3 separate regions of the Homo sapiens genome follow, and regions 1 and 2 are each linked to region 3. Evidence: chromatin contacts called from ENCODE Hi-C or POLR2A ChIA-PET data. All regions are on one chromosome and are shown on one strand. The core of a region is the stretch at or near the end of the contact, and the rest is flanking DNA. Distances in the headings are between cores, read along the strand shown.

Region 1 (4,803 bases), core at 1,531-4,030, 120 kb before region 3:
TTTGAACTCACATTCTCTGTTGTTCTGAGTAACCACACGTAGTGCCAAACCGAGATGGACTTTGGTGGTCTGTGCCAACCTTTGGCTGAAGAACACACTTAGCCGAGCGGCTCCTTTTTTGGGTAGGAAAATGTTCTTTGTGGCTGGCAAGTGCTGCCTTGAACTTCCTACTTACTTCATTAGCAGATTGTCAGGGGAGATGTGTCAGCTATCCTGGGACCCCTTGGCGGGGCGGGGGGGGCGGGGGCAGCCCCCTCCCCAGCTCTGTACTCTGGGGCCCTCACCCCTGAATCCTGGGAAAGCTTAGCACCTAAGAGTAATCCTGCCGGCTTAAGACCCTCCCCTGCTGGGGTTTCTTTTTAAGGACCCGTGTGACAAGGTGCTGATGAATCAACGTTATCACCTCTGTCAGGAATAATAAGTAAATTTTTTGAGAGTTTATGAAATGCTGGGAACTAAGTTAGCATTTGCTTGCATGATCTCATTATATCTGTAAGACAGCATTTCTGAAACTACTTGCTACAACCCATAGTAAAAACTATATGGTACGCCATGACCCAGGACACACATGTATAAACATCCCATAAAACTGAAGCAAAAGTTCCCAGAACTCATACAAAACCTTACTAAGTGTATTGTACTGGGATATTTTCTATTCTATTTCAACGTTTGGAAAGGTCATGACTCGCCAAACTGCTTTCAGGATCCACTGTGGGCACAGGTCAAGAAACGGAGCCCTGGAGGCCTGCACTGGCATCAGCCTCTTCTGTGTGGTGGGAAACTCAAGTTCAGGGTCAGGTGGTTCGTCCACGTTCCTGCAGCCTGCAGATGGCAGAGCCAGGACCCCACGCCATCTCCAGTCCAGTCTTTATCAGCCTGGGAGGTGGGCAGGGCCCCAGGATTATCCCCCTTTCACAGATGGTAAAATCGAGGAAGGAGTTGAGCAGGATCTTGGCCAGAGCCGTGTGTGTTCCAGAGCTGTGTGTGTGGCAGAGCCGTACCTTGAAGTTGGGTTTCCACCTCGGCCTTTCACAGACACCCAGGTGGGCTTGTTGATCTCTCTTGGTGCCACCCACCTGCCCTTTGGTGGGGGACTTTCTGTTCTTCTCGGGAGGCTGTTTGTGCACCCCTCTCCCTCCCGTGCGCTTGGTTCCTGTGCAGATGCAGCGGCACCCGTTTCCCAGCTTGCCCTGCCCCATGTCTGGGCTTAGCTCTGGGCTCTCCTGGAGCGGCCACCATTTCCATGCAACCAGCCTCGGTCCTTCCCCGCCGTGGCCGCGGCGAGGCGCTGCTGCTCTGCTGAAGGGCTGCTCCACGGCAGGGCTGCTGGGAGGGTGGGAGTCGCCAGCACAAAGCCGGAGCCCAGGCCGGCCTGGCTTTTCTTTGTCTTTTAAACCTGGTTTTGATTAGGGACAAGAGAGCGTTATTACACCATTAGAGAGCAATTAAAGATAGAAAAAGCCCTCACCTCGGCCCATCCCAACACCACCGCTCTCTCCATCTGCTGGGGCTCTCTTCTGACCCCGTCCCAGCAGCATCCATGCAACCGCAGGCACAATGCACGTGCCTTTTCGTACTCTGCTTTTCCACCCTATGGTCTGTCCCGATTGCTGCTCCATGTCGCCCCTGTTTTGTATTTAAGTTTCTATTTTAGAATGTCACGGTGCTGAGAAAATTGACATTCTACCCTAATAGTTCTGCCTTATGCTGGAAATCCTCTGCGGGAAACCTTTTTCATTGTGACTCAAATAACACACAATTAGTATAGAAAAATTGCAAACACAGATAAAAGTCCTTTCCCTGTGAATTTCTGAATGCACCTTTGAATATTCACATCTTACTGCCAAAATGAGATTGTCTTGTGTGCCGTTCTGGAATTTGCTTTTTTCCAGCTTACATGTTCTAGGTCCTTCCAGATCAATAGCTGCACTCTCCCTCCTTCCTCTGCTGGTTTCTCAGCTCGATGGGCTGTAAGTGGCATTACCAGGCCCTTGCTTGTGGGCGTGGCGGGGTTTTCTGTAGGTTTTTGCTATTACAGGCAATAACCTGAGGAACTTCTACATATACAAAGCTTTTATTCTATGGAGCCTTCCCCTATATACGTGCCCCAGAGCAAGGTCCCTGAAGCTGCTTCTGGGGGCTTTGGGGTACCATTCCAGTAAAAGGTTCTCTAAGGGCTGAAGCCCCTCTGTTGGGAGGCCCCTCTGCTTTTCTAAGCCCTGCCCACCCCCGCCCTCAGGGCCCACTCCTCCCACCTCTTCTTTTGCACACAGGGACCCCCTCCAGGCCCTGGGTCCCTGAGGACTCACAGCGTCCTTGGGACAGGCTGGCTCCTGTATGAACAAATGCACCTGCCTGCAAAGCTGGTCTTCCCAGACTCCCTGGAAGGGGGAGCCCACACCCGGGTCCCCGTGCTGTGGCCTCCGTGGTGAAGCTGGATGTTTCTCTGGAATGCCACGTTTTATGGTTGTTTTTTAATATGGATTTTGCTTCATCTTTCATAAAACAACCACATGTATTTTAGTATAAAAATAATATCTTACTCTATATTTGGATGAAATCACTTCTCTGGAATGATTCTGTGGTTTTGAATGCTCCTGGCACATTGCCAGGTGCTCCCAGATTTGCTAACCCAAGATTTAGCAGCAAGACAGTCCCTTAAGGTGAGCCGTGGAGGGGAGCTCTGTGGGGACAGCAGGGCCTCAGTCCCACCTCCTGAGGTGCCCTGGAGCTGCTTCCCCGAGGGTGCCTCTTGCTAAATATCCCGACCACTGCGCATGGGCCTGGCACCTCTTTGTTCATTCCAGCCTGAGCCTGGGCACCCAGGGCTCCCCTGATGCCACCAGTGCAACAGAGACCACCTAGGGATTCTGGGCCACTGAAAGCTTGGCAGAGATAGAGATTCCAGGCCCCCCTCAGATCTGGGTAGGGCCCCCAGAATCTGTGTTTTAACAAGCTCTTGAGTTGGTTCTTCCGCAAGCTCCTGTTTGAGAATTCCCAGAAACCAAATTCTGTTAAAGTGTTGGAAATGCCAGAAAGGAAACAGGTGTGGAGAGTGGCAGGTCAGCCGTCACCACAGTCTGCCGCCCACAGGGGGCTGAGGACAGGGCGTGTCCAGAAGGCACTTCCGGTACTGTCTGCTCCCCAGCAACTCCTGCTCGGGCTGGGCTTTCCCTCGTCTGCTGACCCACCTGCTGGACGAGTTCTCTGCTGTGCCATCCTGGGGTTCATGTGGGGGCCACGAGCCAGGATGGCTGGGCCCGACCTCACCCTGCACCTGTGCAGCACTTAGCCCTGGCCTGGCTGGGGACCCAAAGCCATAAGGAAAGGAGGAGGCAGGTGCCACAGCTGCCCTGCAGCGTCACGCAGGCGGCACTCCACCCAGGCTGTCACAGTGATCACAGCAGCACAGTGTGCATGCCAACTGCATTTCCCCATCCAGATTACTGCCGTGGCCGGACGCAGCAGCTCACGCCTGTAATCCCAGCACTCTGGGCAGCTGAGGTGGGCAGGTTACTTGAGATCAGGAGTTCAAGACCAGCCTGGTCAACATGGTGAAACCCTGTCTCTACTAAAAATACAAAAATTAGCTGGGTATGATGGGGCACGCCTGTAATCCCAGCTACTCAGGAGGCTGAGGCAGGAGAATCGCTTGAACCTGGGAGGCGGAGGTTGCAGTGAGCTGAGATTGTGCCACTGCACTCCAGCCTGGGCAACTGAGACTCTATCTCAAAAACAAAACAAAACAGAAACCAAACAAACAAAAAAACAGATTACTGCACAAAGTCCTGCCTGAATGAATGGGCTGTTAGGAACAACAGATGTACCAGTGGTTTCTGCTTTTTAAATTCAGTAGCAAAACCTTTGGCTCAAGAGAAATATCATCCAGAATCCCAGTACATAAAACAGGCTGAAGTAGGATTTCCCCTGGTTGGGACAAGTGAGGACTGGATCTTTGTCCCTCCAGCCTCAGCCCCACTTCCTGGGGTAGCCCTGGGCAGCTTTGCAGAAGGCGAGGGCCCCTTAGAGTATGGTTTGACAGTGAGTGGGGCAGCTGGAAACCCCCAGGATGTGTGGCTACCCCCAGAGCAGGGTTAAAGATGGGCAGTCCCAGGTTCAAATCCCCTTTCTGCCACTCAGCTGGCGGACGCTGAGTGCGTTGCTGTACTTCTCCAAGCCTGTTTCTTTCTTTGTAGAGTAGGGGTAAAGTAGAGGCCCAGTGGCTGAAAGGATAAAATGAGATGGAGCACTACAGGAAAGTTCCTTTGTAAAATGTTATCACTATTTCAGATTCACTTTGCTCTAAAGAGGTCTTTGTGTATTTAACCAACAGTTGAAATATGAATATAAAAGGCAGCTTTTCCACTTCCTATAGTTGTTATGCAAATATCAGTCACTGTGATGTGCACACTATGACTTTACCTCCCTCCAGGAGCGCCGGTACACCTGTCACCTGTTACAGCTTCCTAGAGCAGGCGATTCTGGAGGTGGGGCAGCCCCTGGCCCTGGAGGAAGGAGCCTGCTTACCTGAATCCTTAGTGGGATTCAGTGGTTGCTTGGTTCCTTGAGAGATAGAAATCTGGGAGGTCACACTTGCCATTTTCCCGCCTCAGGCTCCCCCAGGACCCGTTGTGGCAAGTTCTGGCAAGTAACAACACTCTTAGGATGACAGAGCCTTTACGCTCTGAGGACTGCAGATCAGATCCAGGCTCTGTTGTTACGACTGAGGAACCTTCCCAGGATCACACAGGAGGGCATGAGAGCAAGAGCTGGGGGTCTCCTGACTGCTGGCCCAGGACTTTT
Region 2 (4,651 bases), core at 1,128-3,627, 78 kb before region 3:
GCATAGGACAGAGCCCTCCTGTTTGGGATTAATGCCCTTATAAAAGAGACCTGAGGAAAACCCCCTTGCCCCTTCCATCCATGAAGATGCAGCAAGACAGCCCCCTCCAGGAATCAGAGAGCCAGCCCTCCCAGACACCGAAGCTGCTGACACCTTGATCTGGAACTTTCAGCCTCCAGAACTGTGAGAAATACATGTCTGCCATTTCTAAGCCACCCCATCCACGGTATTTTGTTGTAGCAGCCTGAATGGATTGAGATAGGGGACCTCACTTCCAGCGAGTCTCAGAGGGCACTTGGCTAGGCCCAGCTAGAGGCTGGCCTTGTTGCTGCAAATCCTGAGCCAGAGGACAGCCTCTTCTACCAAGCACTATGGCCACCTGAGAGACAAAACACAGAGCAGGGCCCTAGCCTAACTGCCCTGCAACTTCAACCCCAGCATAGGGAAGGAGCCATCTCTCCATTGGGTCATTGATGCCTTCCCAGCAGGCAGGCCATGCCAGCTGCCTCAATGCACCAAAGTAAGCTCAAAAAGGATTTGTGATGCCATCAGCCACTCATTTCAGACCCATTCACCTCCTCCAGGATCTTTTCTCTATCATCAGGCATCCATAGACTCACGTGGACGTGTTGCCCAAAGCCCACTCACAAAGCATCTAACCCAGCCTTAGCACACCTGGGCCCCCACTCTCCCCACACCCATGGCAGATGTCACTAATGGATCACTGCACTTCTTCCTGTTAAGCCTGGATTGAACCTCAGAATCCTTCTCAACCCAGTGGCACAGCCAGAGCCATCTGAGTTGGAATGTGTAAGATGCAAGCTATTGTAGCCATCCCCGATGGGTCGATGCCCAGATTTAAAGATGACAAAACTGGGGACCAGCAACAGGAAGGAAATTGTGCCAGTCACAGAGCCCATCAGCAGCAGAGACATGGCAAGAAGCCCACGTCCCTCTTCTGAAATGGAGGCTGTGGTGGTTTTCATCAGGGAAGTTTTAGGGGACTCTTCACAGTTAGTGTTGCAGGCCCTGGGGCAGCCCTTGTACATTCCTTCAATGCCGGCCCTGGAGGACCATATCCCAGGCTTGAGTGCATCAAAAGGACCCACTCTTCCATCCCCGTGGCGGCTCCAGGGACCAGCAGGGGCAGCAGGGCAGGCCTGACCTTCATACACAGTTCCCTGCACACACTCGGCTAACTGTGACCAGGGTGAGAGCGGGCGCAGTGGGGGAAGGTTGTGGGAGGAAGGGTCAAGGGCCTCTGGTGACTCATGATGTGGGCTCAGGGAGTGTTGGCTGAGCCAACATGTCTGGCTCGAAAAAGAGGATCACCAGAGGCTGAAGTGCGGGGGCCTCATGAGAACCGAGGTACACCAGGAGCTCAGAGGTGGGGCCAGCATGTTCTGGGGGTGTCTACAAAGGCTTCCGGCAGCTCAGAGTTCAGCCTGAGCAAACTCTTGCTCATTCATTCACTCATTCATTCAGCCAAGGTCAACTAGTGTCAAGCGTTGTTCTAGCCGCTGGGACACAGCAGTGAACAAAACTGACAAAACAAGCCTGTGGCCTAGGGGAGGGGAGACAATGAACAACATAAATGAGGAGAAGGCCGGCACGTGTGATGGTGATGAGTGGTAAGGAAGAGAGAAGGCAGGTGAGGAAGAGGGAGTGTTCCGGGAAGGTTGCAAGTTTAGACAATGTGGCCAGGGAGGGCCTGGCCATACCAAACAATTGACTAAACCTGACGATGCTGATGGAGGAAGCGTGTGGACCCTGGGGGAAAGGCCAGCATCTGCCAAGGCCCTGAAGCAGGAACATGGTGTGCTGGGGGGACAGTGGGGGGACAGGGCTGGAGGTCAGGGGTGGTGGGGTAGACAGCGGGAGGTTGGAGGTCATGGATAAGGCCAGATCCTGAAGGGCCTTGAAGCACAGAGTAATGACTTGGGATTTTCCTTAAGGAGGTGATATCGTGGGTTGAATTCTTGCCCCCAAAAAAGCCATGTTCGCATCCTAACCCCTGGAACGTGTGAATGCGACTTTATTTGGAAAAGGAATCTGTGGATGAAATTAAATTAAGGATCTCAAGATGAGATCATCCTGTGTTATCCAGGTGGGCCTTAAATCCAATCACAGGTGTTTCTGTAAGAGACACACAGTGGAGAAGAGAAGGCCACGTGAAGGCTGAGGCAGGGATGGGCGTGGTGCTGCCACCAGCGGGGGAACGCCAGGAACTGGAAGAGGCAAAGAAGGACCCTCTGAGGGCGCAGGGTCCTGCTGACACCTCAACTTCAGACTTCTGGCCTCCAGGGCTGTGAGAGGAGACTTTTCAAGCCATCCAGTTTGTGGTCATTTGCTATGACTGCCCTGGGAAACTGATCCTGATGGGAAGCCCTTGGAAGCTCTTGAGCGGAGGAGGGACATGCTCTCCTGGGCTTACTCCTAGCTGCATAGGAGAGTCTGAGCCGGGCAGGGACAGAGCTGTCGGGGAGTCACTACGGTGATGCAGGTGAGTGAAGGCTAGAACTGTGATGGATGGGGGAGGTCAGAAGAGAGGGACAGGCCCGAAAGGGGAAGTAGGAATGGGCGGGGCGGGGCGGGGGAGGTGGATGGCCAGACAGGGAATCCCTTGAGGAAATCCAGGGGTTGTGGCGGATTTTGTGATGCAACCTCTGCCTCCCGCGTTCAAGCAATTCTAGTGCCTCAGCCTCCCAAAAAGCTGGGATTACAGACATGCATCACCATACCCAGCTAATTTTTGCAGCCCTCTGGGGGTTGCAGCAGCAGGGCACGTATGTGAGAGAGGGGCTCAGGAGAATAGTGTGACCAAGGGAGGTGTCCTCCTGGAAACCTTCACCCCAGCCTAGAAGCACAGGATAGGAACCAACTTCCTCCAGGGCCAGCTTTCTGGCCTGGATGCTGGGGCTGTTCTGTCCTTGGACCATCCATGGGACGTGATGTTGAACCGTCCCCCTAGGACCCACTAGCTGCTGTCAGATTTTACAGCCTCCCCCATGCAACCACCTGGGGTGTTCGCTGCTCAGAAACTCTCAGAAAGATCACACAGGGCCAGGTGCGGTGGCTCGGGCCTGTAATCCCAGCACTTTGGGAGGCAGAGGTGGGCAGATTGCTTGAGGCCAGGAATTCAAGTCCAGCCTGGCCAACATGATGAAACCACGTCTCTACTAAAAATACAAAAATTAGCTGGGCATGGTGGCGCATGTCTGCATTTTTTGGAGGCTGAGGCATGAGAATCACTTGAACACAGGAGGCAGAGGTTGCAATGAGCCAAGATCGCGCCACTGTACTCCAGCCTGGGTGGCAGAGCAAGACCCTTCCTCAAAAAAACAAACAAACACAATGGTCGACCAGAACTCCAAAGGGACAGAAACTGTCAGCAATGTGCATGGCTGGCCAGAACTTTGACAATAAACACCTGGCCTTGGTGCCACGGGAAACTTCCAAGTCTTGGGGCTCCCAGAATCCGAGTGCTTGTGGCTCTCTGGGGCTGGTGGCCACACCTATGTTTGAGGCTTTTTGTGGTCTGGTGGTGCACAGCTTCAAGCAAGACTCAATCCTGTTTCCATGAAGCAGAAGCGAGGCCTTGGAGTGTGCAGGGAGTGAGTGCCACGGGATGGCTGTTCTTGCCTGGGAAGATGACAAAAGGGCTCTTTCCTTGGCAGCTCCCGTGGAGGAAGGGGCTGGCAGCACCCAAGAACACAAGCACAGATGGAGGCGTCCCTCTCCAGTGGCTGGGGCAGGCTCTGATTCCGCCTCCTGCATTTGGAGCAGCTGTAAGCTATCAGGGCCTGGCTGGCTGGCTCCAGGCCTCCCAACGTAACCAGCCTGCCCTGCTATCCTGGCCTGAGGCTGGCATTCCTCCCATGGTCTCTGCAGCACTCATCATCGGCGCTCCTGCCACAGCATGGGGACCTGGGCAGCCTGATGGACAAATATTGGGCAGGGAGGTAGGGAGATGCAGTTTCCTGGATTCCCTTCCCTTTATTGAATAGGAATCTTTGCACCTAAACAAGTCTGTGTAGAGTCCAGATTGTGCTCTTTGTCCTTGGTCCAGGAGGTCCATCTCTTTGAGCATCAGTTTCCTCTAATGCCAAGTGGAGACAATAAATTGCCCTTTCCAGGGTCCCAACAAGGATTGCCAAAGTCAGCGTCCTTGGATGTCTAGCCTAGCTCAGGTGCCCAGGTGTTTGATAAGTTCTCACTGGATCCACACTGGGTTGACTCTGGATCTGTGGAAATTCATAGAGGCCCAGTTGCCCAGCCTGGCCCAGCCCACACGTCCAGCTCTGCCTATGAGAGGACCTGTCAGATGGGCCGGGCCATGCCATGAGGAAGAGGTGGAGTACGGGGACGTGACCTAATGAGGTTGACAGAGCAACAGCTGGAACCAGAGATCGCCAAGGGGAGCGAGGCTGTGGGGCTGCTCCGGGATGAGGGGGTGAGGCAGGGCCCAGAGGCATCGGGTCCCATCATCCTTCTACAGAGAAGGACAGCCCTGAGAGGCTGTGATAGTCTGTGATAGAAGGTGACTCCAGCCTCAGTAAAGAACAAACAGAGGATGCCCCACAGACACCACTGGTCTCTCCTGAGACCCTGGAAGGCTGGGTAGAGGTGGAGCTCACAGCTGACTCAGAAG
Region 3 (4,962 bases), core at 2,257-4,756:
TAAAATGTTGATCTCAGAAGTTCATTTCACTCTTAAATCATTTCAAAAACTCCCATTCTTCCCAGGATAGCCTGGTCTTCTCAGTGTAGCTTACAAGCCCCAGCACAATCCACCCTTTGCCACTCCAACAGAACCCTGCCACTCCACGTGCTCCCTGTCCCCGCTGCAAGCTTGAATCAATTGCTGAATTCTGAGTAGGCCATGCTTGTTGGTTCTAATGCACCTTTGCACAAGCTGTTCCCATCCCCACAACACTCACATCCTTGTCTGTCTAAAAAACTTTTTTTCATCTTCAAACACTCAACTCAAACTTTAGCTCTTCAATAATGTAGTAGAGGATGCTCATGGATGGAGGCCTAGAATGGAGTGTCCCTTTGGAGCTTTGTATCTCGACTTCTGTAAAATTATTAGAGGTAATCAGGGAAATAAATAGGCCAGGCACGGTGGCTTACGCCTGTAATCCCAACACTTTGGGAGGCCGAGGTGGGTGGATCGCCTGAGGTCAGCAGTTCGAGACCAGCCTAGCCAACATGGTGAAACCCTGCCTCTACTAAAAATGCAAAAAAAAAAAAATTAGCTGGGCGTCATGGGGCATGCCTGTAGTCCCAGCTACTCCAGAGACTGAGGCAGGAGGACCGCTTGAACCTAGGAGGCGGAGGTTGCAGTGAGCCTAGATTACACCACTGCACTCCAGCCTGGGTGACAGAGTGAGACTTCGTCTCAAAAAAATAAAAATAAAGAAATACATAATAAATGAACCTAAGTGTGTTTAATTGTCCAAGTCCAAGGTAAGTGCTCCAAATGTACACATACTTAAAGTATAAGTGTATTAAACTGTTAAAGGGGTGGCATGCAGAGCACAGATGTTTGAGTCTCTCCATCCAAAAAACAAAAGAACAAAAAGTAACAATTATTAAGGCATTTAAATAAAGTACCCCATAAGCAGGTGCCTAGGCTGTCCACTGATTGACCCCCATATGGGGGTGAGGAGGAGAGACCCAAATGTTTCTGGGGTGCTGGGACCATTCTAAAATCCACTGACCAGGATGCTCTAGGAAAATGAGTGGCGTCCACAGTCCCCTGCTTGATGTTTGGCTTTACTGGGTGGGGTGAGGGCCTAGAAGCTGGTGGGAATGGGGGTGTTAACAGTGAAGGCCTTTCCTGAAGAAGGCAGAGGGTCTCTCTAGCTTCTTTCCCTCCAAACAGCACTCCCCACCCTCCCGCCCTGCCCTGCCCTGGTGTTCCTGCCAGGCCCGCAATGAGAGCTGCTCATTGGCCTCCTTCTCTGGCTCTGCACTGAGCCAAGAAGGATCGGTCAGGCTTGCAGCTGAAGGGGAAACAAAAGCTGTTTTCATGAAAGACGGTATTGATTCTGTTTTTAAAAAGGACGAAACCCCACTTCTGAAATGAGTCACTGTGGGAAGGATTTGAAATGTGACATTTTTCTTTTCATCTCTTCCTTTCCTTCTGAAATTTCAAAGTTGAGCCTGGTAATGGAAGTAGGTAAAGATTTAACCAAGTAAGCCTTTAGGACATTCCTTCCCGCTCCCCCGCCCTTTATTTATTAACTCTCAAGAACCATGTGGCACAAACAAAAGTGCTTGAGGTCTGAGTGCCAAAAGACCTGGATTGAGGTCCCAGGTTCACACGACCTGGAGGCTTTCTTCCTCCATGGGGCACCTGCAGTATCTCTGGGGGTGCCCAGCCCTTCTGGGGTCTCCAGCAAGCACCCTGATTCTGACCCATGCAGGGGACAGGCAGTGAGCAGGATGACAGGCTTGCCTGGCTGAGGAAGCCAGCCCATGGCACCTGCTCATGCCAGGAGGCACATCTAAGATGCCCCGCAGCTCCACAGACCACTTCAGCCAGCTGGGGATGCGGAGGAGAACAGAGTGGCCTCCTCCCCCGAGCTGTGTTTGTGGGGCTGTTTGATGTTTCCCTAAATAGGTATCAGATTGAACATTTTGAAAGATCCCACCTTATGTAAGTGTTACCCTCTAAAATAGAAACTCTACTTCATATTATTTTCAGCTTTCTATGAAATGAGCCTCAGATCCCTCCAAGAGCCCTTTGTCTAAGGAAGAGGGGGCTGGGGGTGGGAAGGCAGAGATCCAGGGAGATTGAGGTTGTTTGCCTGTTTTTAGAATCACAGACTCCCCAGGTTGGAAGGACCCACACAGTCATTTCCGACAGTCCTCTGGCTCCAGGAAGGACCATCCTTGAAACTGAGTAGGAGAAGGGCCTGCTCCCACTCTAATAAGTTAGAGTTAGGTTCCTGTGGCCTACGGGTGTATTGGCCTCTTTGTACACAACCAGCAGGATTCTCGCTGCTATGGGCTGAGGGTGCACAGACTCTGCTCTCACCATCTTCATCTGCACTGGGCTCGAGCTATCTAACCTCACCACTGCCACCTCTTCATCCCTCTGCAGGGATGTGCTGGCACTTCCCTCTGCCCTGCTCCCACACTGTAAACCCACAGTGCCAGGTAGATGGCAGGTGCTTAATCAATACTTGCTGGGCTGAATCAGTCCATGCACTGACTAGCCTGCCCAGTTTCAAAGCCTCTCCGTGGCACTTCCCAGTGTGCCCGCCACCTCTGAACCCCCCGTGCCTGGTTAGCACTTCTAACTGCTTCTAAGCTTTGTCCCACCATCAAGCTTCCAAGAGCTTTGCCATCAGCTGAGCAAAGAAGAAGCTCCAGAGCCGCCTAAAACCCAGTCAATTTCAAACAGGAAAGGCCTCCATCTGGTGCCACTCTTGGAAGACACGTGACTTCTTACCTTTCTTGCCTGGCTCCAGGCAGAGGATACTTGGGGACACCTTCACACACTACCTCTCCCGCCCAACCCTGCTCATGTCCACTCCCAACAGGTGGCTGGGTGTGTGCGCATCTGAGACACTCACCTGCTCTTTTCCTCTCTGACTGTCGGGTGACCCCTTAACCTTGCCATCACAGGGTGTCCAACCCGGGGGGATTCTGGCTGCTGTGCTCTCATGCTGCTGTTAGGATTCACTGCAGGGCATGTGAGTCACATGACCAGGGAGGGGAACAGCAGAAAGGAGTCTGCTATGGTTTGGCTGTGTCCCCACCCAAATCTCATCTTGAATTGTAGCTTCCATAGTCCCTACGTGTTGTGGAAGGCACCCGGTGAGAGAGAGCTGAAAACATGCAGTTTCCCCCGTACTGTTCTCATGGTAGTGAATAAGTCTCTCAAGATCTGATGGTTTTATAAGGAGTTTCCCCTTTCACTTGGCTCTCATTCTCTTCTCTTGTCTGCCGCCATGTAAGACATGCCTTTCGCCTTCTGCCATGATTGTGAGACCTCCCCAGCCACGTACACCTGTGAGTCCATTAAACCTCTTTTTGTTTATAAATTACCCAGTCTTGGGCTTTATCAGTAGTGTGAAAACTGACTAATACAGAGCCCTTACCTCACACTCAGTCAGGGCACGGCCCCAGCGCCTGCCTTCCCTGACTATGCGTCACTGCAGGGAAACATGCATTCCAGAGGGCTCAACAGGAAACCAGAGGGATGAAGTCAGAAGCGGGAGGGGCTTCCAATTTGACTCCCAGTCCTAGCCCCTGCCTGGCTGAGATACCCTGAAAAAAACAGCAGCACTCCCCTGCCTCAGTTTCTCTGTCTGCAACAGGGGAGCACAGAGAATTTTTCAGATGGCTGAAGTGTGGCTGACTCATGCTGTCTTCTGTCCCCAGACTGACCCCAATTGGGCCATCATCTATGCGGAGGTCTGTGTAATGAGTTTTTTTTCCTCCTAATAGGAATGCTCCCCCAACAGGACTATCTGTGCCCTTGAACTGCTCTTCTTGAGTCCTTTGTGGCAGTGCCATGTGATAGGTGTAGACCATCTTTCCCCCTGGAGCATGTGCTCTGTGAGGCCCCCAGTGTGTTCATGGCTCTGTTTACAGGACCTAGAAGAATGCCTCATGCACACTGGGTGCTCGATATATATTTGCTAATGGAATAGGTGGTGCTTCCTGATGGAGCAGTCACCGTCCTTGGGTTGGCTGGGGGCTGTCCTGATTACCCACCTCAAGCTTGACTATAGAGAAAACCAAACCAGCCCCAGGGAACTCAGACCTGAAGGGGCTTCCAGTGGTGGGGCCAGACGGCTACATGGAGAGCTAGAAAACAGGTGTCAGAGAGAAGTACCTCAGCAGGAGCACACAGCTCTCAGGAAACACGAAGCAAGGTGTCAGGGAGGAGGTGGAAAGGGACTGGATGCAGAGGAAGGGCAGGCTGTGTTCAGGCGACGCGTTTGTGGGTGGCATCCAGGTGCCAGGCTGCCTGTGTCCTGTGGCTGCCACAACAAACCACCACAAACTTGGTGGCTTGCAGCAACAGAAAGGTGCCGCCTCACAGTCAGAAGTCCAAAGGCAATGTGTCATCCAGGCCAGTCCTTTCTGGAGGGTCTGGGGGAGCACCCGCTTCATGTCCCTCTCCTTGCTTCTGGAGCTTTCTGGCAGCCCTTGGTGTCCTTGGCTTGAGGGCATCACCCCAGCCTCGGCCTCTGTTTTCACATGGCCTTCTCCCTGTGCATCTCTGGGTCCCTGTGTCTTTACATGGCTGTCTTATAGGTCATTCGTCATTAAATTTAGGGCCCACCCCAACTGGTACAACCTCATTTTAACTTGATTATATCTGCAAAAACTCTATTTGCAAATAAAGTCACTGTCACAGGTACCAGGGATTAGGATCCCAACAGGTCTTTTGAGGGGAACACAGTTCAAGCCACAACACAGTCACAGCAGGTAGAAGGGATGGTATGGGCAAAGGGTCCTGAGGCTGGCAATGTCCCCAGGCGTTGGAGAGCATGAAAAGTCTGCTGTGGCTGGGGCACAGGGAACTGGGAGACAACAATGAGGACGGACGGATAAATGGGGGAGATTATAGAGAACCTTGAGTTCTCAGCTAACGGGTCTGAACTTTTTCAGCAGGTAA

What was found. A loop is a pair of places that touch in the nucleus more often than their neighbours do. ChIA-PET counts read pairs that join two places held with the same protein, here RNA polymerase II (POLR2A). Pooled maps may share reads with other maps.
Region 1: a map of ascending aorta shows a loop between it and region 3 (2.2-fold over the local background). The contact joins two enhancer-like sites. A Hi-C loop is called at or near these places in 19 of 168 maps with a recorded cell type or tissue (Calu3, HepG2, IMR-90 and 13 more), 15 of 37 single-sample maps with no recorded cell type and 16 of 50 pooled maps. POLR2A ChIA-PET finds 5 or more read pairs at or near these places in 3 of 52 experiments (BJ, HepG2 and OCI-LY7).
Region 2: a loop to region 3 is called in a map of endothelial cell of hepatic sinusoid, with 2.9 times the contacts of the local background. The contact joins the promoter of HS1BP3-IT1 here to the enhancer-like site in region 3. A Hi-C loop is called at or near these places in 11 of 168 maps with a recorded cell type or tissue (B cell, Caco-2, Calu3 and 7 more), 36 of 37 single-sample maps with no recorded cell type and 16 of 50 pooled maps. POLR2A ChIA-PET finds 5 or more read pairs at or near these places in 8 of 52 experiments (GM12878, HCT116, HepG2 and 5 more).

What each region holds. Positions count from the first base shown.
Region 1 is chr2:20,632,473-20,637,275 of GRCh38, reverse strand. The region is part of intron 4 of HS1BP3 (HCLS1 binding protein 3); the gene reads left to right. LOC124907740 (a long non-coding RNA gene) reads left to right here. Exons shown (of 2, transcript XR_007086243.1): 1 at 1-1,043; 2 at 2,274-2,560. Among named protein-coding and RNA genes, the nearest start is that of HS1BP3, 16 kb to the left of the region's middle. RefSeq lists an enhancer at 1,483-1,532. Within about 2 kb of position 2,780, at least 21 of the 41 ENCODE cell types and tissues checked have a DNase peak (open chromatin) inside an H3K27ac peak, as active enhancers do; they include PC-9, ascending aorta and thyroid gland, where a contact is called at or near this core.
Region 2 is chr2:20,590,274-20,594,924 of GRCh38, reverse strand. HS1BP3-IT1 (HS1BP3 intronic transcript 1) reads left to right here and starts at 2,377. Exons shown (of 2, transcript NR_046836.1): 1 at 2,377-2,503; 2 at 3,678-4,150. It also overlaps a transcript of HS1BP3 not described here.
Region 3 is chr2:20,513,580-20,518,541 of GRCh38, reverse strand. No RefSeq gene overlaps it. Among named protein-coding and RNA genes, the nearest start is that of RHOB, 69 kb to the right of the region's middle. RefSeq lists silencers at 1,060-1,159, 1,170-1,219, 1,250-1,299. Within about 2 kb of position 3,506, at least 8 of the 41 ENCODE cell types and tissues checked have a DNase peak (open chromatin) inside an H3K27ac peak, as active enhancers do; they include HCT116, PC-9, ascending aorta and 1 more, where a contact is called at or near this core.